2 separate regions of the Homo sapiens genome follow, and region 1 is linked to region 2. The links are chromatin loops, found by intact Hi-C in ENCODE. Cell type or tissue: endothelial cell of umbilical vein. All regions are shown on one strand. Each heading gives the region's core, and the rest is flanking DNA. Links, peaks and the distances in the headings are about the cores only.

Evidence for each region. A loop is a pair of places that touch in the nucleus more often than their neighbours do. Peaks named below come from ENCODE experiments on the same cell type or tissue, not always from the same donor. Only the 100,000 strongest peaks of a DNase experiment are listed, where the experiment ranks them.
Region 1: a loop joins it to region 2, with 8 times the contacts of the local background. A loop is called at or near these places in 5 of 110 quality-filtered maps.

What each region holds. Positions count from the first base shown.
Region 1 is chr4:64,774,178-64,790,477 of GRCh38, reverse strand. LOC107986284 (a long non-coding RNA gene) reads right to left here and starts at 15,856. Exons shown (of 4, transcript XR_001741712.2): 1 at 15,653-15,856; 2 at 14,434-14,612. In endothelial cell of umbilical vein, for the core only: a CTCF peak has its summit at 8,568 (motif pointing left); DNase peaks (open chromatin) are centred at 6,167 and 8,547; H3K27ac peaks cover 1,525 bases.
Region 2 is chr4:65,001,220-65,017,519 of GRCh38, reverse strand. It overlaps LINC02232 (long intergenic non-protein coding RNA 2232), which reads left to right and starts at 13,020. Exons shown (of 7, transcript NR_033976.1): 1 at 13,020-13,117. In endothelial cell of umbilical vein, for the core only: a CTCF peak has its summit at 9,544; a DNase peak (open chromatin) is centred at 9,469.

The DNA of each region.
Region 1 (16,300 bases), core at 3,027-11,026, 230 kb after region 2:
ATTTTACTTTACTTTAAGGCTATTGGTACCAGACATAAACGTATATGCAATTGAGTAGTCACTTCCCAATGCTTCCCTAGTATTCCCAGCACACATGCCTACTGTTTCATATTAATATGGCCCAGGTAGTGGAAAGATGCACCAGGCTGGAAAAACCACAACCTTACATAACCTGCCAGACAAGTCATTAGTTTGGGCAGGAGCAGCATCAGCTCACAATGGTCTACATATTACTGTCCCATCTATATGAAAAGTAACTATATCTCAGTTACATAGCTACTCTACTTCATCTATAGCATTGCACATATACCACGGCTGAAATTCACAACAATATGAAATTGAATATTGACTATTGACTATTTTAGACTGATTTTTCATTATTATTACTTTAAAGATAATTAATATCATCCATGTCCCTTTTACTCTGTGACAGTCTAATTAAACTTTGTAATGTGGTAAACTACTGACACAATCATATTTTACTCAGATATTGCTTTGAAAGAACATTTATACTAATTAAAGTACATCATCAGTTAAGAAAATTCAGATGAATATGGAAATTATGTGGTTTTTAGAAATCAGTAAAATTGCAGTACTTATATTAAGATGAAGCAGATACTTGAAATTGAGATGAAATTATTTCATCTTAAACTGTAAGTAAAATATGACATATAGTAGAATGGATATTTTTAAAAGAAGGAAAGCTGGGAGGTTCAAAAGTGAATCATAGTAGTCAGGAATCATATAATACTTAATGGTGTGAAAATGGGAAAATGAAAGTCACACATCCTGGGGAACATAAAGCCATACAATGTTAAAATGTCCTATCTGAACCAATAAATGGCTTCTCTCTAGCATCACTACATGCTCCTCTCATTTGAGGCTAATTCAAAAAATCTTTACTTGAGAGCATTAGGCCTTTGGTCTCCTTTGTAAATCTTTATTCTCTCTTTCTTTTCATGACCTAGTTTGGCCTTCAGAGACTTATTGTTTTACATACAGAATTTAAATTTTGGATTGCTCATTTTCATATTTTTTAAATGGACGTATATTGCTCATGTTTTTTTCAAAGCTCTGGTAGAATGAGGCCTGTAGTGTCTGAAATGTCTTTAAAACAAATAACTGAATACACAGATAAGAAAACAAAAAAATCAAACGAAGAAGAAATATGTTCTAACAACTCTTACAGTTTTAAAATAGAGACTTTTTAATCTGACTAATAAACGACTGTAGAACTGCTGATGTCTTTATTAGCAGACACAACAAAATCATTTCCAAATGATCTCTGACCATGATAACAATGAAAGTTCTGCTGCAATGAATATTAATAGCATTTACTCTGAGCTCTGAGCATTAATACATCAGGAAAAAATATTCTCCTTATTAACACTTTTGGTACTATTTTTGATAAATACCAGAAAGAAGATTTCAGTGACAATCTCACCCAGCCCTCAGGAGTTGACAGGATGACCTAAAAGATGCTATGAAACCTTTATACCTATGATTGATTGATTAATTTTCTTTATGTGAGTGTTACTATTATCCTATTTTCCCCTTTTGAGAAATAACAGAGTATGTTAGAAGGAAAAACAAGCAATGCAACATCAAACTTACATTTTTTGGTATTTATTATGACTAAGAATCTACAGTGATCTGAATCCCCCACCAATACTCCAACACATAAAGAGATCTGATCATAGGATTTTGCATATCAAACACACATGTATATATGAATGTATAAATCAGATATGATTCAACTGAATCATTGTAGTGTTCATGTTGGCATAGGATTGCCTAAGGTAGTAGCTAATCAGAAAAGAAAAATAGAATAGTTACAGAAAATTGCATAGAATTTTGTCAAAATCTTGTTATATTTGGGTCAACAGAGTTAAAAATAGGCTTCTGAGTTTTAAAAAGGGCAGTGTTTTTAAAAAGTTGTTTTTTGACACATAAGCTTTGTACAGTATTTGAGGCTCAGGCTCAAATACATAGAGAAGACAGCTTGGCTGGCCATACTAATGAAATTAGCCGTCATGATACACAAATTTACTCTTTGCCCTGTACACCTGCTGTTCTGGCAGGTTCCATCAATAACACCCAACTAGAATTGCTAAGTAAAGAATATGTAAACGGAATTAGTAGAATAGGCAATTGTGAAGCAGAAAAGGTATCCAAAGATATTTAGTTACCCTGTGCTATATTTTGAATATATTCTATATTTTATGTTAAATTATATATCAAATATTCAGATAATAAAGTTATAGTATAAAAGTTATGGATATTGTGCCATAACCAGATTTGTCTAAGCATGCTGCCATTAGTATTTTAACCCCAAGTTGACCTAGTTACTTGCAGAAATATACTGCATTTCTTCAAGGGCATCTATTTCTAAGTAACTTGAAGTACAAACTTATACCAGCCATTTTAATCCATTGCTACTATATATATTTATTTGCATTCTTTAATTATTGATAACAGAATAAATCATAATTTCCAAAGAATTAATATCATAGTTGTGTTTTTTCCACTTATAGAATAACATTTTATCTACAAAAGTTTTACTATTACTAGAGAATATTTGGTTTTGGTAGTAACTCCATCATTCTGGGGTCTTCCACCATCAGTTTCTATATCTGTTTACCTCCACTTACTTTTATTTTTCATTAAAAGTAACAAATAGGCCAGGCATGGTAGCTCACGCCTGTAATCCCAGCACTTTGGGAGGCTGAGGCGGGCAGATCACGAGGTCAGGAGATTGAGACCATCCTGGCTAACACGGTGAAACCCCATCTCTACCAGAAATACAAAACATTAGCTGGGAGTGGTGGCAAGCGCCTGTAGTCCCAGCTACTCGGGAGGCTGAGGCAGGAGAATCGCTTGAACCCGGGGGGGCGGAGGTTGCAGTGAGCCAGGATTGTGCCACTGCACTCCAGCCTAGGTGACAGAGCAAGACTCCGTCTCAAAAAAAAAAAAAAAAAAAAAAAGTGACGAATATAACACCAAGTTGCAAAAACAACACAAGAAGTCATTAGGTTTTCTTTAACAGAAAAATAATCCCTAGTTTATTTAATTTTGTATATTCTAATATAATAAACAAATTTTTTCTAATATATAAGATACTACAAAATAAATACTACATGAGAGTTTAAAATATTTTTGTTAGTGAATATTTCTTTATACAAATAAGATTAAGCCTAAAATGATTGTTTTCTCGATTTACTTCTAGATACTGGGCTATGTTGATTGATAGGCAGTGAAATTATGTATCCTATTGTTTGTCAATGCAAGATTTGACATATTTTCTTGATGAAATATATTTTGGGTAATTTTTCTGCATAATTTTAAAGAAAAGGACTATAAAATAACAGCAATAAGACTATAATTGTGATTTTGAACAAATTTTTTTTACTCCTCTTTGTTGTGACATTAAATAGCATATTTAAGCATTTGTACGTTTAATTTCCTTGTTTGTACAATATGAATAAACGTGTAATGTGTCAGAATACGTAGTATATCAAAGCCAATTATATATATTGTACACAAACATATTAATATATACATACAGCAAATAAAACAATTATTTATATATATTAGTAAACTCATACACCGACAGACATGCACACCCACACATGCACACACACACGTGCACACTTATACAACAGACCCATACCACCTACTGCTTATATCCTACTGTATATGATTCTTTAAAAATTCCGTCCATATATTATGTTTAGGGATATTAAAAACAATAGATCTTGTTTAAAATTCCCAGAAATATACCCATATTTTTCATAGTGTGATCCATGGGGATGGTCTGCTGAAAATCCTGAGCCTGTATTCCAACTGCCTGGGGAGATGCTAAAGGATTATGTTTTGATCTTAGTGTTTGACCTACATGATTGACTCTTTCACTTCATGAACTTTCCTAAGGCAAAAGTAATAGCCTCAACCACCTGCTGTTTAAATTAGAGTACATTAAAAGGACACACGTTAAAATTTAAAATATGATTCTCAAGACCCCTTAACATGGGCTGAGGTCCCAGCTGTGAGAGCAGTGGATACCGTCAGGGCCTTCCTGAGCAAACTCCTTCCTGTCACTGCTGCACACTCCTATTACCTAATGCATTCATGGGAAGGAAATCAGAAGACCTTGCTCTTCCGGGAGGCCACCTATCCTAATGTCCTAATGTCTCTTTCTTTGCAACCCTTTTATGTAATCATTCATTTATGAAAACAAAATGTGCTCACTGGAGGCCTACTGTGTTCTTGGCAACATCTGAAGGCATCAGGAATTGAAAAAAAAATGTGGTTGCTTTTATGGATTATATTGTATCATAAGAGAGAACATCCGATATGACAGGAAGATGAGTAAAACAATTGGAATTTTTGATAAATTCTACGACAGAATCCAATTAAAGTATGAGACAAAATTATAGGGATGAGAGACACTGGAACAGATGTGGAACGGAGTAAACCAGGTATTTTGGATCCTTTCCTTGTTTCCGCAGGAATAAAAGCCTCCAACTCTAAGAGGGTTACTCAGTCATTCATTGGCCAATCTAACCACTGTCATATAGTGTAGGTGGACAGTGTGGCATCTCCTCAGCTATTGACTGGACCTTAGGGAAGGTCCGGGACAGTTTTCACCTGCAGCCTCTGAAATGGATGAGCTCAGTTGCCATGGGAGTCAATAGAGAATTGATTGCTAAAGAACACAAGGGTTAAGTAGTGCTACACAATGTGGGTGGCATATTAGAATCACCTGAGGAGATTTTAAAATCCCAGGACTCAGGAAAAAATGGTTCAAAATTCTCTAATTACTCAGGTATAAGGTAGGTTGAATGTCAAGCCTTTATACTATCAAGTGACAAACCTAAACATATGTTTGTGTGTGTTTGTTTATATATATGTGTATGTTTAGTGACAGCATATAATTTACTCAATATGTTTTGAATAGTCAGACAAAAATTCTTTGGAAAACTGACCTGTTTCAAGAGGTAGAGGTAATTGCTGATTGGTGAATATAAAGAAGACTTATTGTTACCAAACTTTTGGGAAAAAATAATCTTTGAAGAAGCATTGAAAATGCTTTAACTTCTTACTGTGTTCAGAATTGAAAACAATATTTTCCAAATCTATTCTATCTATAATACATTTGGTTTTCATTAAAAGTATGAAAATATGTTTAAGAGAATATGAATGTATTTATCCCATTTTCCTAAAATGTAAACATCTTTTTTTTTTTCAAATGTGCAAGTGAAATGCAAGCTGTCATTGAGAGGAACATCCTTCTGAGGCACTAGCTAAAATGAAGAGCTCTGAATTTACTGATGTTCGTTCTCATTTTCTCTGACACATGTGTATTTTTTTATTACATTAAATCTTATTAATGGCTTTATATTTTTGTTATGATTACTCTTTATTGCTTTTTGAAGAAGATAATATCAAATGGACTTAGAAAATGTCAGATTTTTGCTATTATATCCAGAGTGTCCTTTAAAGTTTGTTACTAAAAGATTTTTGATAAAGATATATTGTCTAAGTCAGAGAATTTTAATGTGCTGATTTGAAATATGATTTTATGCATCTATGAGAATTGAGCCAAAGGACTATAGGCATTCTGAATACCAATACAATGTATTGTGTATCTTTTGTTTTTTTTCCCACAGTTTCAGTTTATTTTCACAATGCTGTAAGTCCTTGTTTTCATTCAATATTGCATTATAGGTGACTGCTAGTAGCTATCAGAACATCTCTTTCTGAATATTCATGAAACATTTTTTATTTTCCCTGGCAAGAGAAAAAAAGAGAAATATGCTATTGAAAAAGAGGCCTTGTTGAAATAGGTTAGGTGATTTAACAACAATTTTCACAGACAAAGAATTTGCTATTCGCTTCAGTAACAAGAGAAAAATGTCACTGAAGACTTCTAGACCAAGAAATATGGTATAGAAAAGATAAAAGTAAATCAGGGAGGCTTTGTTTTTCCTTAATTTCTGAGAAGGAACTTAGAATACTTGAAAAACGATTTTAAATACTTGATCTTTGAATAACACATACTTGGGTTGAAATTCATGCCTTGGCACTAATGAGGTATGTGAACTCTGACAAATTATTCAATTTCTCTAAGTCCTTGTTTCCTCATTTGAACAATGGAAATAATGACATCAGCCTTTCAGGCTTGTTTTGAGGCTCTGAGTGAGCATCTGGCATATAGTTAGGATTAAGTAAATATTAGTTCCCTGCCTGCATGCTTTATTTAGTCCTTTGCCTGTTGGTAAGAAAAATAGCTGAAAGTGATTGCAATAGTACCACCACCTAACAATGCTATTGTCAGTGAGGCAGAGGCATCTAAATCCCTGGTCATTTGCATCAATTTCTTGTTCTATGAATCCATAAAGTGTTGTAGAATTGCTTTAGCCACCTGCCTGATATGCTACATCCCTATATTCCTTCTGTTAACTTTATTTTCTCTGCCTCTTTAGCCTTAAGCAATAAGAGGAATGGGGAGAAGCTAAATTTTTATCTTGTAAAGAATGGTTCATTCTATCCACTTTTACACTCAGATTCACCACACAGGGAGTGAGGGATTGGAATTCTGTTCAGTTTTGTGTTTGGGAAAATTTAAAGGACAGAAATGATCTAATGAATGAAGCAAAGTCATATACTAAAATGATAGCAAACCAATCTTCTGCATAAGGTAGTTAACATTTTGAAAACAATTTATTTGGCAGCACTACGGCATATAATCATAAACCAAGTCAAACAAGATGAACATATGCACATTGTTGAGCTGAGTGGTGGAATGGTTCTTCCAGCAGCAACACACCTGTGTAACAACATAATTGCCAGATAAATAGCTGTTTTATAGCTAATTAGAATTGAGTTTGAGATACTGTTTTGAAGCTCCAGTCAAGGACCACAGCTATTTGCACATCCTTGACTGAAGAATCATGTTCCTTAGAGTGGGAAAGGTCATTGTTGAATTGTCTTTTGTTGTCATCACACCTGCTGATAAAAAGAACACTCATGGAAATGGTTGCCTTGACCCTCAGCAAATAGGGTTGTTCAATATCACTACCAGATAGCCCCCCATGGGCAGTTTCTTACTCAACTTTTCACAAAAAGAAATTCATTATTTAGTGTGCTAACTGTAGACTTTGAGCAAGGACTGGCATAATAGATTATAACATAAATTTACTCTTACTAAATACAATCCATGGGATAGTTTCTGAGCTACGAAGAAAGCAGTTATGAAACACTTATTTTACCTTTGATCTAAAGTCCTGATTCATATGTACTTTCACGGTTTGAACGAGAAATTTAAGGAGCAGTGAAAAAATAAGACAAGCAAAGGGGCTTTAAAGCACTACTGGTTTGAAATCAGTTGGCATTTAAATCTACTCCGCAAAGAAACAGTACCTTGATCAAAGCAATGCTAGCTCAGAGATGAATCAGATGCAGCATGAATTAACTCTTGTTCTTTACGGTTTTCTTCATAAAGAGGATATACCAATGTTAGGGGAAAGAATGGCGGGAAAGTCAAAGAAACATCTCCGAGTATACCTCCTCAAACTCTTTGTTTTACATTTCAAACAACTGAGAGAGTAACTGAGAATATATTGGTTTCTGTCAATTATACTGCTTGGTTAATTAGTAACAAACTTGGGATGAGAATTCTTGTCTCCTCTTTTATACTGCAAAAGATCTTTCACACACTGCACTGCTAAACTTTTAAAGACAACAAAAGAATAAACATTTTTGGCCGGGCGTGGTGGCTCACGCCTGTAATCCCAGCACTTTGGGAGGCCAAGGAGGGTGGATCACCTGTGGTCAGGAGTTTGAGACCAGCCTGGCCAACATGGCAAAACCCTGTCTCTACTAAAAAAATACAAAAATTAGCCAGGTGTGGTGGCGTGAGCCTGTAGTCCCAGCTACTTGGGAGGCTGAGGCTGGAGAATCGCTTGAACTCAGGAGGTAGAGGTTGCAGTGAGAAGAGATCGCGTCACTGCATTCCAGCCTGGCTAACAGGGTGAGACTCTGTCTCAGAAAAAAAAAAACCATTTTTTCTTAGTACATACCTTGTTAAATATTTTTAGCCAAGCACTTGAACAGAATGAAAGGCAAAACCTTTCACAGTCAGTAAAAAAATAAGAGAAAATTTGGAGGATTATTCTAAAGAGAGGCTATTCTGTTACTCAAAATTAAAGAATCTACGTATGGTTCAAGAGCATCCTGTTTTTCTTCACACATTCCACAGATACACTATTCTTTGAAAACTGGTTACACCTAAAAAATATTACTTATCCAGACAAAATCATAACTACTCAAACAGCATGTTTTGCTTACTAATATATCATGGTTCATCTCCACTTATTTTTTATGTTAGTCCATCTTAAAACAGTTTTAAATACTTGTGGCTATAAAAATTATAGGTCATAAATTCTGCCTTCAATGGACGGCCTCTAAAATTTGAATTTTAATAATGTAATGCTGACATAAGGGAAACAAAAACATATTACTGCTTTCATTGTGGGAAGACTACCCTCTTGTGGCTTTAATTGGTACTTCCACTGTCTACTTTTTTCAGGTCTGGATTCCTACAATGAGACTTGGAATAGTCTTCAGAGCTAAAAATTACCTTAACGACAGCCTTAGAAATGATCTACTAATATAGCTTTATTTTCCATATATTAAACTTGATTCCTGAGTGTTGAGTAACATTGGCTTACAACTCCATTGAGATTTTGCAGCCTTAAAAAAGAGAACACTACTTAATCATTTAATATTTGGAGTTGTACATCATCTTCACTAACCTATTATAGCATTCATTAACTCTTAGATTTTAAAGCCATAAACTTATTGAGCATGCAACTTTACAACTTATGTCCACATTAGCCTCCTTATAGCTGCAAAAATATCAATATTAGCAATTAATAATTTCAGCTGTTATAAACTGTTCAAAAGTTCACCAATTAAATTACAGATTTTATGTGAGCTGAAAATATAACATAAAATTATCTATTTTTCTGTTCAAAGCCAATGATACTTTAGAATACTTGGTGAATAACAGTTTCTTATTACTAAATGAAGAAATAATAACTAAGTCAGAATAAGTCAGGGAGTTCCTCAATATAAATTTAAACTATGTTACAAATTAAAAATTTGAGGCCTCTAGAACACCTAGTTTGGACCAATTATTACACTGGTAAAGAAAATGCTATGTTCTTGCAGTCTATTCAGTACTGAGAATAGGGCTGGTCTATTTGTGCCCCATCTTCTGTTTGTGCCGGTGGCTATGGCTTCATGTGGTCACTCCTGCTTCCCTTGTGGCTACAATCTATGTGCGTTTACATTGATAAGAAAAAAAAATCAGAAGTAGTGAAGGTAGGATAAAAGGTACATATGGACTACCTTTAAGTGCCAAAGGATGCTCAAACTTTTATTTTTGTTCTCAGAACTATTCATACATCCCCACGGGAGGAGTATACTTACTCAATCCTAGACATTGGGTTTCACAACATGAGTGACTTTGGATAACAGGACGTCTTCAGACACAGCAGGGATTAAATTTGCAACGTGCTTGTGAATGTTTGTTTACTCATTTGCTTTTCTGTCGAGGTCATCATAAAAACATGCTTAGCCTCACCTGCTGGTCCCAGGAAGAGGAGGGACAGGTGGAGCAGAGCCTACCTCTGAACCAAATCCAGCCTAGATCCATTGACCCAGAATTCACAGAATTCTGAGCTAAATAAATGCTTAGTATTTTATCCTGATGAGACGTTCTTGTGTGTGTGTGTTTTGGTTCTGTTTTGTTGTTTAACTGCATAAGTTGGTCATTTTTGATAGTGACAATTTTCCTTTTCCGCGTGGTAAACATCTGATTCACAGTCATAGAGAGGTAGTGTTTACATACCAGTTCAATCAATTCCCTTCTTCAAAATCTTCATGAGGCTCACTATTTTGCTTTCTGAGATCAAATAAATGTCACTTTCACAGAGTGCTCCTTCTGACTACTTGTCTAGAATATCTTTCACCAAATAAATACTTATATAATCCATTTGTTTATTGCCTTCCCAACAAGTAATATTTTTAATTGTCTTATTAATTGGCCCAATCAGATATAAATTATGTGAGGGTAAGAATCTCATCTTTTTGATTCCTGCTACATCTCCAGTCTCCACTTCCTAGAATTCTCTCATTAAATATTTTTGAATGAACAAATGAATGATTCATTCAGTCTATTAATAGATCAATCAGTTCCATCACCTGATTTGGATAACTCCTACTTCAAACATCACCTTTTAAAAAAATAAGTCCTCATTAGTTTTAATTAACACTATAACTGTTCTTTAAATTCACCTGTGTGTCAACTGTCAATGATTCCCTAGTTAACTAATAACAAATTATTCTCATTTGACTTGCAGCTCCATGCTCTAAATCAGGCAGTTTTATTCATATACTTTATGTGAGTTGAAAATATAACACAAAATCATCTATTTTTCTGAACATATATATATACATCTATATATACACATTCAATTTTTTTCAACTATTTCCATCACAATTATGTTCCTTCTCCATCTAATTATATTAAATGTATAAGGTAGGAATTCTCCTTAACCTTTACATCAAGCTTATATTTTTAAAATCAGAAACCTAAAATTATTTCATCATGATGTTCTGATATTCCTTACATGGGTTATTATGAGTCAGTCTTCACAACAAGGTGTGGATGACTTGAAGATAGAAAAAGTTCAATTGCCAATATTTTGTATTTATTTACTTAACAGTGAATATTTATTATAGTAATGGATGTAACTATACATAAGACTCAGATCACATCCTCAAGACCTTGCAGCTTTGCATAGGAGATAAGTACTGATTATTCTGAAGTAAAAAATTTGGAGGGGAGTTAAGGTAGGTATTATGAAGAACATTACATAAGGGCAATAATTATGATTCAAACTTCTCTGGAGGTTTTCCTGATTCCATTGTTTAAAGGAAACTGTATTGCTGGAAGACTACATTAGCATTAGTTTTAGTAGTACTCTGGACAACAAATGAACACAGTAACTAAGCAGAAGGAAACTGTTACACAATCATTGGTTTGTAGACCAGAATTTAAATGAATGTCATTGTACCTGAGGGTGATAAAAAATTGTAATTTAGAGTTTTCTGTTGCTATAATTATTATCACCAAAGCAATTGTTTTAAGTAGTATTTCCAGATAAATACAATAGCTAACCCTTATTTGTAATGATAATAGAAAAGAAAAAGAGCATATGCTTTGAAAATATGTGTTCTCTACACCCTTTCCCCTGTATCTCTCAATATATTACATGTGAAGAAACAAGAAGAAGGTGACCATCTACAAGCCAAGGAGAGAGGCCCTTAGAAAAAGCCAACCTGCTAATACCTTGATCTCGGGTTTCTAGCCTCCAGAACTGTGAGGAAATTAATTTGTTATGGTAGCCTTAGCAAAATAACATAATATTTAATAACTATGTTTCCAAAGTCATATTTTCAAACAAAGAACCAAAGTTAAACATTAGAGAACAGCTTTTCAGAACATATAATCCACTAGTATTCATTATGAATCTCTAAAAGATCAAGTACTATCTTTTTAATTTCTAAAATTTATTTAGCCATGCTACATTTTTTTTTTGTAATGAAACACTGGTTCACCTCTCATGTGACAGAATGAACCTCTGAAAGTAATTAGGTAACTGTTTCTTCATAATTTTGTCTTGAATGTTGCCATTCCCATAAGTTTCCAAATATAATTTATGTTTTATAGACAACCAAATTCACATCCCTGGGGTCTCTGTCTTGAACTCAAGAATTGGATATATTAATTCTTTAGTACTGCTTTCTACATATTGCTACTTGGATATGCTGCAGAAAAGTGTAATCTAAATTGAACTAATATTTTATTTTTTCCTGACATCTAACTCAAGCATTCTTAAGTCTATGGAGAGTTAGTCGAACTGTGAAGTTATTGGCACAGTCCTCCAGATGGCCAAGTAAGTTCATGTCTGACTCTAACTTCAAGAAGTTGAGTCCCAACTATAAAGTTAGAGGGAAGGGTCCACATAAGATTACCCTATATTATGATACCAACTGTAAGTTCAAGAGTTTCCCCAAATCATTCTCAGGTTCAATAATTTTCATTACAAAGACTAATGAATTCTTCCAAAATTCATTAGTTCTGAAAGATAGGACTCACTAAAACCTATTAGACTAATGGCTACACTTATTACAGGAAAAGGATACATTAAAACTCAGTCAAGAGGCCGGGGGTAGTGGCTCACGCCTATAGTCCTAGCACTTTGGGAGGCCGAAGCAGGTGGATCACAAGGTTAGGAGTTCGAGACCAGCCTGGCCAACATGGTGAAACCCCGTCTCTACTAAAAATACAAAAATTAGCCAGGCATGGTGGTGCAAGCCTGTAATCCAAGCTACTCAGGAGGCTGAAGCAGGAGAATTGCTTGAACCCAGGAGGTGGAGGTTGCAGTGAGCCGAGGTCATGCCATTGCACTCCAGCATGGGAGACAGAGCAAGACTCCGTCTTGAGGAAAAAAAAAAATCTCTGTCTCTCGGGGAAAAAAAAATCAGTCAAGGGAAGGAACACAAAGGGTGCAGTCTGGAAGGGTTCCCAAAGCAAAGCTTCCATCATTCTGAAGATGTATTATCCTCCAGCCATTGATCTGAAATGATATGCATAAGACCTTACAAACCTGTGCAGCTCACCTGAGCTTTGGTGTCTCAAGTTTCATTAAGAGTTTATTATCTATCTATGATCAATTGATTTATTGTGTATGTACTTGAACTCAATATTCAAAAACTCCTGTACAGAGATTGGACTGATATGATGTGGCTCCAGGAAACCCTGAGTCACCTGGTTAGCATCCACTACCTCCTGTGGTCCAAGGGGCCCACCATGAATAACAAAAACACTCTCTCAGTTGGAAAATTCATGAGTTCTGAGGTTACCTTCCAAGACCGTGAATAATGGCATTATACCTCTTTTGGCAATTACGCATTCCTGACTACACAATGCCCCATTTGCTGATATGGTGTTCACCTTGGCCGTCTGTTTAACTCATTAACCCACAGAAATGCCAAGAGGCTTGCTCAAATTGAGATGTTTGCAACTGTCTTTATTTTACCTGTAAAATCTTAGTATTGCTAGTTAGCATAAGCTTTAATCCTGTCATGTTTAAAGATTTCCCAGACCCCTGACACATTACTTCAGTTTTTTGTTGTCAACACATAACTTTAATCAAATTTTATAACCTTCCTAAGGCTCTTGTTTTCTCACCTGTTAAATGGAGATAACTACCTTTGGCGGGGGATAAAAGCTTTATCAAAAGTTTTCAAACTTTGCTCCATTTCCTCTTTTTTAATAGATTCAGTGAAAAAATAACAAAAAGAAATGCTGTAAAATTTTGCCAACTCAGCTTTCCTCCTACAAGTTATGGTACCATCTCAAATACCCTTTTTGACCTTTCTGGGAGAGAAGAGAAAAAGGGACTGTGTTTGTCAGCTCAGGCTGCCATAACAAAATGCTGCAGACTTGAGTGTCTTAAACTACAGAAATTTATTTTCTCATGATTTCGGAAGCTGGACATTCATTATCAAGATGCTGGTTAATTCATTTCTGGCAAGGGTTCTTTTCTTGGCTTGTGGACATACACCTCCTTGTTATGGTTTTGCGTGGACTTTCCTCAGTGTGTGCACAGGGAGAGAGAAAGGAAGCTCTGTGGTGTCTTTTCTCATAGAGACACTAATTCTATCAGATCAGGGGTCCTCCCTTAAGGCCTCATTTAACTTTAATTGCTTCTGTAGAGTTCTCATCTCCAAATACAGCTACACTGGGTGCTAGGGCTTTGACATGTGAATTTGAGGAGGCACATTTTTCCATAACGGGGGTCATGACATAGCAATATGTTCAGTAAAGATTCATCATATTACGGTCTACTGGCTGCAGAATTACAGAGTCAGTGATCTTCTAACTGACACCTCATGGGCAGAAGAGAAAAACAGTAAGGTTAAGGAAGAAATGCAACGAAGAGGATCTCTACTGCCTTTGCAAATATCTCGGCCTCCCATGCCCCTCATTTTCCCTTTTACTCAATGATGAAAGCCCAATACTGTTTATACTGAGCCATCTGCTGATTCACATTGATCCACAGCAGCTCAACGGTACTGGAGAAAAATTACAGAGCCATGCCTGCTAATTTCACAGCAATACTGCTTGATAATCATATCACTGCTTCAGGAAATTCCCTTTCCCATTCTCAAGAATGACTACACATTTCAAAAAATGTCTTCCCCATTTAGTATCAGTGGATGAATTTGTTACATAATTCCTACAAAAATGCATACAATACCACATCAATTAATTAACTTAATGACAGTTTCACCTACCTGCTTGTACTCTGTCATCCCTCTTGTGATCATGAAGTGCTCCTGTTTCTATATGAGGCCTGGTTCCCATATGCTGTTGTACCCTAAAGGACTTCACTTCTTCAATTATCCCATTCTCTTCTACATGGTTAATTTATTCTTTTCTACCAATCACAGTTCGTAAACATGTCTCGGTATCACTAATTTTAAAGAAATACACTAATGAACAAATCAAACACTTTGCTTTTTTTTTAATCCTCCACTAATCTCCTGCTCAAATTATCTTCTCTCCTTTATAGGAAACATATCAACAAAACTGTCTACACTTACTCTTTTTACTTCCTCACTTTTCATTAACTTTTCAGCACACTCTTCTGAATTAGTAAACGTCACCAATAACCTACATCTTGCCCAAATCAATGATCATGCTTACATTTAGTGTTCTTTTTTGTTTGTTTTTGTTTTTGTTTTTGTGACAGAGTCTCACTCTGTCACCCAGGCCTAAGTACAGTGGCGTGATCTTGGCTCACTGCAAGCTCCGCCTCCCGGGTTCACGCCATTCTCCTGCCTCAGCCTCCCTAGTAGCTGGGACTACAGGCACCCGCCACCACACCTGGCTATTTTTTTTTTTTTTTTTTTTTTTTTTTTTTTTTTTTTTTAGTAGAGACGGGGTTTCACCGTGTTAGCCAGGATGGTCTGGATCTCCTGACCTCGTGATCCACCCGCGTTGGCCTCCCAAAGTTCTGGAATTACAGGCATGAGCCACTGTGCCCAGCCACATTTAGTGTTCTTAACTCCTCAGCAGTTTAGTGTTTGCCACTCTTAACCCCTGAAATACAGAAATCTCTAGACTTTTTGATATTACCTAAAGCTTATTTTCTTTCTCCTTTACTTGCTGTTCTTTGTCACTGTCCTTGAATCTTTCTTTCTCCATTGCCTGGCCTCTAAATGTCAGGTTACAGCATGGCTTGGTTCTGAAACACTTTCTTGTCTAACATACTTTTTTCATCATAAATAATCACATCAGTTTCCTTATTTTTAAATGCCATTCATTGGCCCATAAATCCTAACTAAAAAATTCTAATCTAGCATTTTCCCTTGACTTATAACCTTGAATAGCCTCTCCAACTAAAAGACATTCAATGATTTAACCGTCCAAAATGTAACTACTAATTTATCTCTCTACATTTGTTCTCCAAGTCTCCTTGCCACAGTAAATAGCATCAACATGCATTCCTACCTTAGTAGTCATCATAGTGTCATCTTTCCTCTTCACAACCTATAACCAATCTATTCGTAAGTCGTCCAAGTTCCATTGCTGAATTATATCCTGAATCCAACCATTTCTCACCAATTCCAGTCCTTTCAAGTTTTGAATCTCTAACTCCTGGATTACTGAAACAGACCATCAATGGTTTCCCTGGCTTTATCCTCAGCTCTCTTCTGCTTTTCCACTCCCAACACTGTAGTCCATTCATTGCTCAGCAGCCATCACGTGGTTTTCTGTTTTCTAAATCACAGAGCACATCATGTAATCTTCCTGCTTATGCCTCTCTTGTGGCTCTCCATGGAAAACAGAATAAAATCTGAGGAGGCCCTACTGAACTGGCTTTTACTACCTTTCCTTGCTTCATCCATCCATTTCATCTAGCAGCACATTTCAGCCACAGCCACAGTGACCACCCCACCCCTACCTCCTATTTCTCAAAACTACTAAACGCCTTTTTTTTTTTCTCAGTGATATTACACTAGATTTTATTTGATTGGGAATGCCTGCCTCTACACTTCTGGTTACTATCCACCTGTTATCCTATTTTAGTTTCTTCATATGTGTTTAATTTCTGTATTGCTATGGTTTTGCTGTGTCCCTCAAAAAGCATGTGTTAAA
Region 2 (16,300 bases), core at 5,053-13,052:
ACTTCAGTTGACATTTGAAAATAAATATATCCTTGCAGACACTTGATTTTGGCTCAGTAAGACTCATTTCAGGTGTCTAATTTTCAGAATAATAAGAACATACCTTTGTGCTGTTTAAGCAACTAAATGTGTGGTAATTTGATACAGCCACAATGGGAAACTAATATTGAGTCCTAGAATAAGCACAAAGTAAAGAAGTATGAATGTTCAATGTATCTTTGGTAACAAAAATAACTTCAGCTGATTATTGGTTTTGTGAAAGGATGTTCTGAGAAATAAGACGGGAAAGCATAAATTGGATCACTTCATTGTGAAGGTAAGAAACATAGGTATCTCTCAGGTAGTGAGGGGAAGTAAGAAGAGCTATCAAATTTTCCTACTTATACAATCCTTCATTAATGTTTTTTAGTGCAAACCAACTTGCTTTCATATTCTTTCTTTTTTTTTTTAGTGTAAGTCATATTATCTCACCCAGCCCCCATATGTCAACATTTTAATGTAAAACCATTTTGTTTTATTTCCCTTCATCATGTAGAGGAATAATCTTTGAGTATGTTACAGGATAAAGATAAATATTTCTCTAAGATTTATATAGGCTTACTGGTATTTATATAAACAATACAAACATTTCGTATTTACAATTAATATCTATACAGAAATTTAAAAAATAAAAAGTGCTTTTATATTTACCATCTCAAAATGTTATTAATTGTAAATAAGAAATGTTCGTGTTGTTTATATAAATACCAGGAAACCCATAAAAATCACATATTTAATTCTTCATTCTCATCTACATGATCCCTTGTTTTCCAGTACAAAATCTAGAGGATGTAGGTTAAGAAGTAGGCATTTAAAAAAAAACTTCATATGCAGTAACAGTTACTATGTGTATATGACATATCGGATTATTGCCACATACTTGTATTAATTTGTAATGCATATAGAGTTTTTCTAAGCCTACTTCGTTTTCTCACATCCTCCAAATGAAGGAAATAAAGTGTCTTTTTAAATGGAAGATCAGGGAAATTAGTTAAAATGCACTTAAATTAAAATGTTCATATATGGGGGATGGGTGAGAGCTGCAGAATAATATATAAATTAAGATTAGATATAATAAACTAATATCTATTAGTGATACTACATTTATTAGGATATCCTGTGACATAGATATTAAAACTCACATGGCTGCATGTTTATATATAAAATATATATAAGCATATATATTATATATTTTTATATATTTATTTATATTGCTATGATCATCTCTATAGATGGGTCTGGGTCGAGTTTCATACTGCTATCAAGTACCTGACCAGGATTCAAATGTGAATCTCCTATCTCTAAATCTTTCGCTCAGAGACTCTTCTATAATTTCTTCAATGAGATACCAGAAGCAATTTACTTCTTGAGGTCTGGGAATAAAGACATGAAATAGTTCCTACGTATAGTGCCTATAGGATAAGGTTTGTGGCTTAGAACCATGGATAAACAAGTGGTGAAGGGCTGGAGAGTTTTAGCCCTGGGACTTTACCTGCTCCTTCTTGTTTTTCACTTCCTTTTGCCTCTGACAATTTGCCACCTTATATCTCTCAGAACTATTGTCTGTGTGTGGTGTATGTGTGAGTGTGCACAACTACACATGTGCACAGCTAGGGCAAATATTTGAGCTTAAAAAAGGTGTTAATTTGCTTGCCAAATACATTGTTTTCATAGTGAAATGTATTACTAAATGCAATACAACAGGTCTGTAATTTATTTACATGATAAAATGTTAAAAACATTTCACTCACAGTAGGCTACTTTATATCTTCAAACCATCCAGGGATTAAGCTTACTGTTTCTTAGATAATAGTTCTATTCCCCACCACTTGTGGAAAAGTTGCAAATGTATTTACAGTTTATAATATATTTCTATGTACTTCCTTTTATTTAATACTCATAATTAAATGAGTAAGTACGTGTAAAGAGCTGAGCATGATTGCTACATAGTGCTGCAAACCAAAAAGTAAAATTCTAACCACCCCCCCACCAACTGAATGAACTCTTCCTCTTGGCCAAGGGCATTCTAAAGTCAACTTGAAACACTAGTTGGTCATAATGGGAAGTGGGGGTTGGACATGCCTAATTATACCTTCCTCCCTTTGGAAATCAGGCACAACAGACCAGCATTAATATTAAAATGGAGATCTTATGACTGACGGAACGGACTGGTTATGTCTGATAGGAGACATTTACAATCTATTCTCTCTGAGCCTACTACGTGGAAGCTTTATCTTCATAATAACAGCCTTGGTCTCCAAAACCCTTTATCTTAACCCAGATATCACTTTCTTCTATTGATTCTAGGCCTTTAGATAAATTCTTTCTACCAATTACTGATCAAAAAATCTTCAAATCCACCTACGACCTGGAAGGCCCTCCCTCCACTATGAGTTGTCCTGCCTTTCTGGACTGAACCAACGTACATCTTAAAAGTATGGATTGATGTCTTATGTCTCCCTAAAATATAAAACCAAGGTATAGCCCAAACACCTCAGGCACATGCTGTCATGACCCTCCGAGGCTGTGTCACAGCCATGTCCTTAACTTTGGCAAAATAAACTTCTAAATTGATTGATTGTCTCAGACTTTATGGGTTTATAGTGCTCAAAAACTATTATCTATTATGGATATTACCTTTATTAGGGTATCCTGTGGCATATATATTAATATTCAAATGACTGCATGTTAAGATGGCATGGAAAAGAGATAATATACTTGCCTGCAACTGGACTGTTTGCAAATAGTTGTCTTACATTCCTTTTTTAAAGCAATGCCTGGCCCATTCTAGTTGTTCAGTAACAATCTTTTAGATGAATCATTAATTGACAGATGGACTCCTTATCTCAAGGTTTTACATACTATGCATATAATTCAGTAAGGTGGAAGTCATATAATATTTCTAGTTAAAATACCTTTGAGCTTATCTGTTTAGTGCTTATGATATGGGAGTGGGGCAGGGAAGTGCTTGGTAGAGAAGGGTGGGTCCTTGGTAAGGGCTCCACCCCGAGGCCTGTGCCCTGGGATCTAGTTGAGGACAGGCATTTTTGTTTTTGTGCCCAAATGTTGCATTTCCCAAGACTACCCTGGCCTGCCACAACCCTGTGCTGTGACCCTAGCTGGCAGAGACACAAGCGGCTGGATATCACAAGGAACACACTGGCAGAAGAGCATACTGACAGGCACTGGCAGGCACCAGCAGTGTGGCAGGTCATCAACCGGCAGAACAATGTGGAGTTTGGCTGGGGCAGCTGGAGGAAAGCCTGGCCACTGAGTGCCCTGACTCCAGGGGAAAACCACCTTCCCACTCCATCTCCTTTCTGGCTCCCCCATCTGCTGAGAGCTACTTCCACTCAATAAAACCTTGCACTCATTCTCCGAACCCATGTGTTATATAATTCTTATGGTGCACCAAGGCAAGAAACCCTGGGATACAGAAAGCCCTCTGTCCTTGAGTGAGGCAGGCAGTCTAATAGAGCTGACTAACACAAGCTGCCTAGGGACGGCTAAACTGAAAGAACACACTGTAACACATGACACTGGGGCTTCAGCTATAAACATTCACCCCTGGACACTGCTGTGAGGTCAGAGCCCCACAGCCTGCCCATCTGCATGCTCCCCTAGAGGTGTGAGCAGTGGGGCACCAAAGAAGCAAGCCACATCCCCATCGCATGCCCTGCAAGGGTGACAAGGGAAGGTTTCCTGTTTCACTTATAGTAACATCACTTAGTTTTTCTTTGAAATGTTACATTCACCATAAGGTATTTAAAATAATGTACTCAACCTCAAGTTGTTTTTGCTTTCTTTTCTAACATGAAGTTCATGAATCAGTCGTTATAATGTCTCTGTTTAGGCTTGGGAGAAAAATTTTTAAATTCTCTAAATCTAATAAAAGTTTTATGTTCATATACATGTTTTTTTGTGATGACTCTCCATACTTGTCAGATTGTCAGAGATATTATTGATCAAAAATATAATTAAGAAGTAGTGTTGTCCTTGGTTGGGTTGTAATTACCACATTACAAGGAATTGAGATCTCAGGATATTAGACTTGCAAAGAAAAGAAGGAAGGAAGAAAGGAAATGAGAGAGAGAGAGAAAGGAAAAGATAGGAAAAAAATGAAGAAAAAGGGAAGAAAGGAAAGAGAGACCAAAGGGAAGGATTTAGATTTAACACTGTAAAAGAATGAGGAAAATAATTTTCTGAATAATTTACAGTACTTCATTATGAAATCTCTTATTGATCCAACATTTTGTAAGCCTTTTTCTATTCCAAATTTCTTCAGTAAAATGTATGCAAAATTATTTCATTCCAGCAATGTTTCTAATATGCTTTAAGCCTGAAAATGTTGCAACTTACAGTTAATCATTTTTTGATTTATGTATTTAATATAGTTCAGCATGCAATGTTATGATGAGTTAACCTGACCTAATTGACATGAGATATATGAGAAAACTTTCTGTTCTGACTCAAGTGCCAAAGACTAATTTTATGGGGCAGAAAGCATAGTAGGGTTTAAATAATCAGGACTTAGAAATGAAGACATAGAGAAAAACCACATCATTAATATACAAATAATGTGCACATACACAGAGTTCAAATTATACCCCAGTGCAGAGCAGAATCTGAAATAGTCTGCAGCACTTGAAAAATAATGGATTTTCATTTACTAGGATTAGAACCATTATTGTTCAAATACTACTGTAAAGACTCACATGTGATTATAACTTCTCCTTTGATTTGATGAGTCTCCTTTTCCTCCTATGAATTCTTTTTCAAATATTTTACTATTAAAACTGTATTTTGCAAAACTTGGATTTCACACTTCTCACTAGTTGGGGAGTAAAGTAGGCCATAAATCACTGCTATGCAAAACAGTTTTTCTTAATTTAATTTCCTTCTGCTTAGAACCCATTCAGTAATTACATTAGTAGCCTGATGTGCCCTGGAATAAGTATATGACTATAGTGCTTAGCCTAAATTGTTTTGATAACAAATCTGCAGAACTAGGACGCAGTTATATTGGTTTTTTTAGAATACCAGATGCTTGAATCTTGGAATATCAACTACCTCCCAGTCATTTCCTAAGCCATTTGTGCATGATCAAAAGAAATTTATCATCATTTCCTCAGAAAGAGTTGGCTTAAGCTGTGTGGTAGACCTTCTGTGCCTTACTAATTTAGCTCCACGTGTCTCTGAGATATGGATGCTCTCTTCTGGTTACTCCTAGAAATACCCTTCAGAATCTGCAACACAACATTTAGTAGTCAAAGCCCTAGAACAGCATATAGCCATTGAGTTCTATGGCTCTCACTGAAATCACAGAGCTAAAATAAAGTTCTATGACTTTTTAAATAAATGAACTTGAAATAGTTATTGAATAGCATATCTGTTTATGGCTCCATTGGGATTGCCATGAGCTTCATTATATATGGTTTCAACAGATGTGTCTGCATCAAACTATTGAGGTCGCTAATAGTGTTTGAGTTCATATAAAGGAAACTCACTGGATGTGTTTTGAATATATGAATATGTTAATTTTTAACACAGAGAAGGGGGAGAGTTTGGGAAATTAAATTGTATCACTTTTTTTTAGATTCTCTGATAGGGTACCTGTAATAAACCTTATTAGTACCAACTTCAATATTTTCTAATCTGTGACAATTTAATCATATATTAGCCTGTAACATAATTTGTTGAGAAAAATATAGTTTAGAGAAAAGAAACAATTAACTACATGTATTTTCTTAGACAATAATTATTCTATTTAATATACAATATGCCATATCATAGTATTATGTTAGAAAAATAACTTCAGAAGTACACATGTATAATATTGTATGCTTATGTGACCACTGTGGTATTTAAGATATTATATAAAATCTCAACTGGAAGTCATCAGGTGAATAGTTCAGGCTAACTTTCCTTTATCTTTTTATTGATGTAGGTAAATTATTACATTAGTAAAACAAAACAAAGCAAACACTTGTATCTCTTTGGCTTTGAACTTTTCCAGATTACACATTAACAAAGTATATGCTATAGAATCAAGAAACATCACTGTCATTCATACTCATTAAAGAGAATATAAAGAATGGGAAACACGATGTTAAAGGTTTGCACTGAAAGTTAAAAAAAAAAAAAAGCACACTAATTCAGAATTGAGGTCTTCCGAATAATTATAATTGAAATTCATTATGTAGGACATATATCAGGCAGCAATCAACTAGGTTTTCTGACTTAATAAGTTTGTTTAATGAAAATATGGAGAATAAATTGGGGGGAAAAGTTCAAGAATTGTTTTTACCTCATTATAAATGTCCATCAATATGGCTTTAAAATGTTTATCTTTCACACAGGTGACAAAATTAATCTTTCATAGTTTGATGGAATTTTTATCTCATTGCTTTTTCTCAATTGGCAGTAAGCACTGATAATGTAGAATTGAACACTTGTACAATGCTACCCTTTGATGAAAATTTTGTCCTTTTTCTCTGACATTATTTTTTTCTGAACCAGTTTCTCTTGAAAAATCAATAACCATAGCACATTCATTGATTTTTTTCCTTATCAATAGCACCAACTCTCTGATTCAAAATATACAAGTACTCTTTATTGCTCTCCATTATTCAAAATGTTCATTTAATTACATTTGCCATGTTCTTTAATATAGTTTACTTTAAACTAACTTTACATACAATTATCAAAAGTTTAAATGTAAGACACACCATATAGTTACCTTGTACCACAAAATTATCAAGATCTAAATCTTGTTTTTCTTTTCTTTTTAAGTACACTTGCTCATTTAGTTGGTGACACTTCAAGATAATCCTCAAATGTAATCAGGCAGATGCACTGTAATTCTTAAAAATAAGTTAGAACAAAACAATTAATGCAACAAAATAAAAGCAAAAATGAAGAATGATAAACTAAAATGTACCTTAGCCAAAATAGACATCATCCATAATAAAGTTATAATACCCAGATTTCTTTATTAAACTCCCATATTTCCATAATTCTTTTATTTTTACTGGTTCTCAACTTTGAATTCTTTCCGCAGTGCCATTTCTTATGTTCTTCAGTGGATTCTTAATGCATCTTGTTCTGACATACAGATATTGACTTCACTATTCTCAACTCCATGAACACAACCTGACATTTCTCTGCTTCTCTAATGATCATTTCCTTCAGGCTTCTGATTTTTATTTTACAACCCCCACCTTTGAACCTTCTTCTTCCTTTGACTCCTTTTCTGCCTCATTGACTAATTATTATTATTATTATTATTATATTATTTTGAGATGGAATCTTGCTCTGTTGCCCAGGCTGGAGTGCAGTGGCTCAATCTTGGCTCACTGCAACCTCCTCCTCCTGTGTTCAGACGATTTTCCTGCCTCAGCCTCCCAAACAGCTGGGATTACAGGTGCATGCCACCACGACTGGCTAATTTTTGTGTTTTTAGTAGAGACAGGGTTTCACCACGTTGGCCAGGCTGACCAACAAGTGATTCGCCCACCTCGAACTCCCAAAGTGCTGGGATTACAGGCATGAGCCACCGCACCCAGCCTAATTTTTTTCTTTTTCCAATGCTTAGCTGTGATGGTGAGGAATATGAAGTTGGGAGAGTTGGGTGTGGTATTAAAATTTTTATTAAGAAAACAAAAACATTTATTGAATTAAAATTATAGCTCAATTACAGCTCAACATATTTATTTATTTTGTAACATACTTTTCTTTGAGTTGTAATTCTTCGTCCAAATCTGATATTTATAAAGGGCTTAAAACATGATTATCATATATTTTACAATATGTCCTACTTCTTGTGATTTACTTACCTGTATTTTGCCAGATGATCAATAAAATTACTTTTAAAAATATCACTTGCAGATCTTGCAAAACAGTTGTCTAGTCAGAATTTGTCTGGTTGCAAATGGCAGGAACCCAAATAAACTAACTGAAGCAGAAAATGGTGTTTATAGGAAAGATCCTATATGAAATCACAGAATTAACAGAAGATAAGCAGGTATCATCTGCAGGGACTTCAGTGACTGAAACTGCAGATTAAATACCATCAGCATACTGCCCCCCTCGTCAATTTTTCTCTCCTTGGCTAAATCCTTTCCCACTGCAGTTTTCTTTCTTTCTCTCTCCAAGTTCTAATAGATTACATTCTAAGGAAGGATTGTGATTGGCCTGGATTGAGTCATAAGTCTACTCTTAATTGTTCTGCTTAGAGGCATAGGGAAATATGGTTGACCGGGTCTAGGCTACAGGTCCAGCTCCATAAATTATCAAAGCACCGGACTGGAACTCCCTCATAATATGGTTTAAGTGGGGAAGAAAATATTTCTTTAAAAGGATGGAGAAGTATCTGTTACCACAAAAAAAGTGAAATAGTGCTGGGAAGATAGAACCCAATTAAGAAGACCATAATATTTTGAATTTTAAGAAGCCCTTTTTTTAGTAGACCATAAGTGATTACAGTAAAAAAAAACATTTAGAGAAAAAAGAAAGGAAATAATGAAAATGGGTAACAGAATTGTTCTTATTATCTTATGTATTCATTAGGCTGGGGACAGCTCTCTGAAAATAGGAATAAATAGTGGCTCCTCGATAAACACCTTCTTGCCTACAGCATGTGTGACTGCAAACACATTCCCACTTCAACTAATCCAAGACGAGAAGGATGACAAAATAAGGTATCATAGATTCATTGCCAAAATCATGACTTTCTGTATTAAAAACTTCATAGCATGCCTCTTTCTGTATCTCTATTTCTACTTAACGGTGAAACTTTGGAATATCATGAATTCTTGAGCATGACAATAGCTTTGTGAAAGCTTCTACAGAACACAAAGGAGTTGATGAGATACTCTTCGGATACTTTTACAGATTTGTAGATTCTGACGAATTTTACTAAAAAGATTATAGTTCAAAACGGAAGTATACATGGGAAATATGAATTTATATGTGCAATCATACAAGTGATTCTTCCTCTTTATAATTAAAAACGTACATGAAAAGATCCAGAATTATAATTTTAAATTCAGAGCACTACCTTCGTTAGACTCAATATAGATTGTGATGAACCTTCCCTTTCAACGTAATGTGCTTTTGTAAGACAATAAGAAATGATTATATATACATGAGGTTTCCTTCCCTTTTCAGTAAAGATATTTCTCTTCAAAATGTTGACATGATATTCAACAAATCTTGGATAGCTTGTATCATTCAGGCACCTAAAACAAGCTCATTTTGTCTTGTTTGTACAATGTATGAAATCTAAAATTTACTCAGAATTTGTTTAACCTTAAGATATATCACATGGAAAAGAAAAGGTAAAATAATTCCCCAACGTACACGAAAAAAACATATTCTTAAAAAAAGAAAAAAATTGCAGGAGGGGTATTATTTGTAATAATACTACACTGCCACCTTGTGGAGTGACTGACTGAAAACCAGTCAAATAAATGTCACTGCCCGGTTTTCACCCCTAGAGGCTCAAACATGTCTCTTGAGGATTCAGGTAGGGGCTGTTATGTAAGTAATTTATAAATAACCACATAAATGGATACATTTTAGTAGCAGACTACATTGCTCATGAATAAACTTGTTATAAACAAATAGCCAATTATAACTAATTTCTTTATAGATATATTTATTTTTAAAAATGATTACATGGTATGAAGTACATTTTACCTGGAAAACAGAAAATATGGAATTCAAGTCCTGCCTCTGCCATTACTAGCTGTTTATATTAAGGTTTTATAGCCCCAATTTTTATTTTTCAGAGAGAATTATGCTTACATTGTATTTTAAAACATCATTTCTTGTATGTATAATTCTCCATTTGTCATTCTGTGAGACATCCTTTGAAAAAAATTTTTTCACATGCCAACTATTTTCTAGGCAATATACCCGATGCTTGGAAATTGATGAGGAAATAAAAACAAGCATGATATGGTATTATCTGTTTATGATGCTTAGTGAAAAGTCTAGTAAAATGTCAGTCAAATTTAATTACAGTAAAATTTTGATATTTAGTAAAGGCTTAATCCCCCAGTTAATAATAAGAATTATATATTTATTTCAAGGTCTGATTGTACTACTTACAATCATAAACCATGAGACAATTATGTAGAGTATCAGCAGATTATTTTAATTTCTTTTTCAAAAAATAATATATTTCTAAAACAATTGAAGTTATATAAACATTGGAAACAAAATGGGCTCTGTAAAATGTAAATTTTTTGTTTGTTTGTTTGTTTTGTTTTTTTAAGATGGAGTCTTGCTCTGTCACCAGGCTGGAGTGCAGTGGCGCAATCTCAGTTCACTGCAAACTCTGCCTCCTGGGTTTCAGCTATTCTCCTGCCTCAGCCTCCTGAGTAGCTGGGATTACAGGAGACTGCCACCACGCCTGACTAATTTTTGTATTTTTAGTAGAGAAGGGGTTTCACCAAGTTGGCCAAGATTGTCTCAATCTCTTGACCTTGTGATCCACCCACCTCGGCCTCCCAAAGTGCTGGGATTACAGGCGTGAGCCACTGCGCCTGGCTGTAAAATATAAATTTTGACAAGCAAAATTTTACTACAATGTAATTATGCAGCTAGATTTTCCTGGGAAGGGAAAATGTTTCACTAAATTTATATTCTTTCTGCATTCTTAATTATTTCAATATAACTAATATTATATTTACATGGAAATTCATTAGATTATTTCTATTTGTGCTTAGAAGTGAAACATTCAAAATACATTATGATTACATTTTTAGCCCACTTATAATATCAGATTTGGAAGAATTACTAATTTTTTAATTAAATCTTAATAGAGTTACTACCCTAATACTACAATGTCATAGATTAATGATCACGTATTACGTGTGTGTGTGTGTGTGTGTGTGTGTATGATTTGTGTTTCAATATACGTATTTCAAAGTGTCATTCATCCAAATATCTACCTCTTTTGTGCTAGCTACTTAGGGCCATTCACTTTCATTTTTATTTTTCTACTAAATAATTGCAGAATATCATGAGGGTATCTATGTGATGGACCTTCCATATCACCTTTTTCTCATTCGCTGGTTGACATTAATAATTAACATGATTATTTTCCTTGCTAATTATCTCATATTGTTTCACCTTCTCTCTTCCCAAAAGAATATAAGGCAGCTTTAAACAATTGACCAGAAATATATGCAAATTGAAACCCATTGTCGATCTCCAATAATTGTGTTCTATAATGATAGGTTAAGCTATTTAGTCCATATCACTTATAGTAATTCATGGCTAATACGTGTTTAAGGATTATTCTTGTCATACTGTATTATGTATCTAAATGTACTTTTCTACTTCAGAACGTACAGTGAAGTGAAATATAATTGTGCAAAAGAAGCTGTCAAAAATACAAATAAGAGAGAACTATTAAACCAAAAAAACATAGAGACATGATTCCAAATTCTAAGTTTATGAAAAGACTTGGGGGATGATACCTTATTTATCTATCAAGAAACATTTGAAAAATATTTGAATAAAGTATAACAAAAATAAGAATAACCAGTTATTTCTATCATTCATGATATTTCAAATAAATGTTGTTTCACTGTCCCCTTTCTAGAAGCATGGGCCTTAATGATTTGCAGAAGGACAGGTGTCCAGATGGCCTTTGCTGACCCAGTTCTTCTCCTCCTTGGTTACAATTATCAGACATTCCAAGAGGAACATTCTGAGATAAAGAGGAAATATGTGATACAGCCCAGTTTGTGTCCTCATTTCTCCCAGCATATGATGTTCTACAGTGCTTCAGCACAGTGACTCAGCTGGGGACTAGGGTATAAAACCCAGAGCAAAGTGCTTTTGGAGTCCCTCAGCAGCAGAGTTACATGGAGCACATGGTGATGAGACTCCATCTGCCCTGGGCAGTTGTACTGAACCTTGGAGAACTAACTCACTGTAGACCCAAGGCTTCTGTGTATACCTGCTGCCTATGTATGACTTCGCCTGACTTATGAGAGTGTTCTTTCTGACCATACCATACCTAAGAACCTTTGCTATGTTCCTTTTGGTAATGTATTTATTTGCTTACCGCCTCCTTCACAAAAAAAGTTTCTAGGCATCAACTATATGCCACACAGGTTTCAGGTACTAGCTGTTTAACGGTGAGCAAGATGACAATAGCCCCTGCTTTTATGGAGATTACGGTCAGTCAGGAAGCAAATAAACTAAAATGCATAAATGCTGTGACAGGATAGATAATACAGGTGAATACAATAGGACATATCTTAACCTAGAAGGGCAAATAAGGCATCCTGAAAGAAGTAGCCATTAAGTTATGCCAGAAAGATACCTGAGAATTATCTAGACTAAAAATAGAAATGGGAAATATTTCAAGAAGAGGTATTAGCATATAAGTCTTGGAGGCCAAGAAGAATTAGTTGGATTCAAGAAATTAAAAGGTAAGTGAGTATTGCTGGAGATTAAAGTGGAGGGGTGAAGTGACAAGAGGTGAATGTGGATACATGGGCAGGAGATAGTGAAGAAGGGTCCTGAAAATATAATGAAAAGTTTGAACATTATACCAAACACAACTTGAAAGCCCTGACGTGATTCACTTTTCATGTTAGAGGAGCCACTCACCATCATTGTTGTAGACTATATTGGATAGTTGAAAACCGGAGGGAGGCAAAACAAGCAGATGATGGGAAAAGGTCGAAGCAAGAGGCGATAGTGACCTAAACTCAAATGATCGTGGTGGAGATAGAGAAAAGACGGGGGTTCCCTGTGTGGACAGGTCATGGTGCAATTATCAGAGTCAGAGATTGCTGTGAGAGGAGGAAGTTTGTGGAGTTAGATGGGCATAGAGTAGAACATGAGCTAGTTCAGTTTTGGATGTGTTGAGATTTTGATAGGGCCAACCAACAAATATATTAGGCTGGAAGTTTGAAAAACAAAATGTATCTGTACTTTCTCTTTCTCTCTACAGAGAAATCATGGGAAAAACTGCCCATTTCTGTTTTGTCCACTTTGCTTTGGGAAGTGAGAGCTATAGTCATTATCACCACATCCCCTGGCATCCAATTCCGTAAGTACTGTGAATTCCACTGGCTCTTAATTCTTGAAACTTTTGGTGAACTACAGATTTTCTGGTCTGTGACCAAGGCTGTATACCAGAGAGGAAAGTCTGGGAAGAGAGAATGTAATCATTGATGAAGAAGTTTTTAGTTAATATACAAAATATACTTTTAATCTTCAGACAAAATTGGCATTTTTAAAATCACTGTAGAGATTTATTGATCCATAGAAGTTTTGCTACCATTAATATTTATAACTCGGAATGACAATGTCAAAGTCAATAGATACAGTCAACCACATCCAATAGCAATAACATTAGCTCGACGAAGTTTAATATAAAATCTTAAACAATTTTTAAATTGATTTAGTCTGAAAGTAAAAGATTTTATTTTTGAAGAGTGTCGTAAATGCAAGTTGTAGTATTTCTGGAAGTATAAGGCAAATGGTTTTTTCAAAGAAAAACATTTTTTTTTTCCGGAGGCATGTTTGAGTGATAGAAATTGAGAAAATGAACAGTATTAAAGTGTCATAATTTCTTGATTTTTTTCATGCATTTTAATTAGTGACTATTGCAGATATGTACTTCAGCATCTGTTTAATAAGTATATTACTTTAAACAATGAGTGTTGTGGAGAAAGTATACCACTTTCTCATTCCAGCTATCACCTCAATATTTGCTTAACACTTCACTGTGAAAGTTAGAAATAATGGAATAAAAGAAAAGCATGTTTATTAAGTTACATCTGAGGCCAGCTTTCTGAATTGTATTCTTTTAGATTTTTACTGGGTTTTATAATTTTTTTCCTCAATTTTTCTTAAAGAAATAAATCTTTAAGAGACAGCTGGAGGGAGCTACCTGGATCTTTCTCAATAATATTTCACATCATTTTACACCAGGGAAATCATTATCTGAATTTTTTTGTTTCTTAAACACGTTTTTATACTTTTATTACAAATATATAAATACATAAATTATATTGTTTTCATTTTCATTTTAAATATTTATAGTTATTTATATTGCATATATGCAGCTTTAAATTCATATTCTTGTTTGAGATTATGGATTATGTTTATTTATTTATTTATTTGGAGATGGAGTTTTGCTCTTGTCCCAGGCTAGAGTACGACGTTGCTATCTCAGCTCACTGCAACCTCCGCCTCCTGGGTTCAAGTAATTCTCCTGCCTCAGCCTCCCGAGTAGCTGGGAATACAGGTGCCCGCCACCACATCTGGCTAATTTTTGTATTTTCAGTTGGCCAGTCTGGTCTCGAACTCCTGACCTCAGGTCATCCTCCTGCCTCTGCCTCCCAAAGTGCTCGGATTACAGGTGTGAGCCACCGTGCCAGGCCGGTTTCATTTAACATTTATTTACATTAGCATGTGTAACTCTGGTTCACTTTGAAAGCTTGCAAAATTTCATTGTATGATTATACTGCGGGTTAACCACTCTACTTTTGGTTGACATGTGGGAGGTTTTCTTACATAGCTATGATAAGAACTGTTGCATTGAATGGTCATTTACATGCCTCATTTTCACATATAGGTGAGATTCCTGGAGTTTTATACCTACGAATGAAATTGCTAAAGTGCTAAAAATATGCGTATTAAACTTTATCGTATATTGACAAGGTTGTGGAAAATTAATGAATTTTGGGGATACCTGCAAACCATAGCAACATGTTTTTCTATGGCTGTTCTTATAGCTCACTTACTAATGCATATTACTAATATAGTTTAAATCTTTATTTAAATTGTGCTACATTTCAAACCTAAAGAGAACTACAGAAAATTATAAAAGACTACTTAACCTTTATTTAAATTAATATACATCAAAATATAATTAGAAATAAAAAATTAATCATAAGAAAAGTTATTTTCATATTTTCTTCCTGTCACGTTTATGGAAATAAAAAGTTATTCATAAAGTTGGAACATTGTTATGTTTTTCCTTAATTCAGTTTCACTCTCTTCACTAAGGTAACAATTATTTTTCTGAATTTTGTGCTTATCTATTTTTTCACTCAGCATTATACTTCTGAGATGGATCTGTGTTGATAAATTTAAACCCAGTTTATTTATTTTAATTGTCAAATATTATTCCCCTGTGTTAAAATGTTAGCATTTTCTTATCCCTTTCTTTACTTCTGGACAGTATAAAGCCTCTGAGCCTTCTTAGGGTGCAAAGCCTTGGCTAGGTCCACAGTCATCCTGGAATCACAATGGATTTGGCAGGGCTCTCTTTTTTCTTTCCCTGGCCACAGCAAGCTGTTGAACTCTGCTAATTGCTATTGTTTTCAACAAGGTCCTGGGAAATAAATTGTTTTGTAGACTGATCCAATGAAACTTGAGCTCCTTTGAGAGAATAGTTTCCCAGGTCAGTATTCGAGATTTGTTCTGGTCCCCAAAAATGGCCTCGCAACTTTCTTTTTCACCAGTTATCTCCGGCAAACTAGTTGGCCTGTAGTTTAGATTATGTCTTCAAGGAACTACCATTCTCTTCCCAAGAGCCTTTCACTGCAAGCTCCAGTGATTTCGAGAATGCCCTTAGTCTTGAACTTCTCCAAATTCAGTTGCAAATGATGTTTCCTAAGAAGGGAGAAATTTGCAGCTCTCTGTTTTGTGGCCTGCTTTTGTCCAGCACAAAATCTTTAAGCCATGGCTTTGCGCTGGGGGCAAGGGCCATGGTGAGCTTCTCTTGAATGACATTCTTCGTTTAATAGCTGAGTACGTGGTAGAAGGGGCCACAGCTCCAAGTCTTCTTGGCTTGGCTTTTCTAGTATAAAACCTCCACCCCAAAAACTCGTGCAAAGAGGATTGGGGGACCCAGTATTTTTAACATCAACATATCCCAAGCAAAGCCTCCATCCTGTGAGTGGAGTCTGCATTGCAAATGGGAAACCCTATCTCTTAATTGGTCTGCTTAGAACTTGGTTTCGCAACAGGTAAATGACAGACTCACTTTTACTGGTAAAATTTATTAGATATTTATTGAATATTATTAATTTTATTTTATTAATATTTATTAAAGATTTCTTCATTTGTTGTATGCCTTTAAGACCATTGTGAAACATTTAAATGTCGGGGTCTCTCTGTGTGTGTATTTAAAAATAAGTATGATTCATTTTATTGGGAAGTAGGTCTGCAGAGCTCCTCTTGGTATCATGTCAGAATTGGAACTGCTGCCCCAATCTCT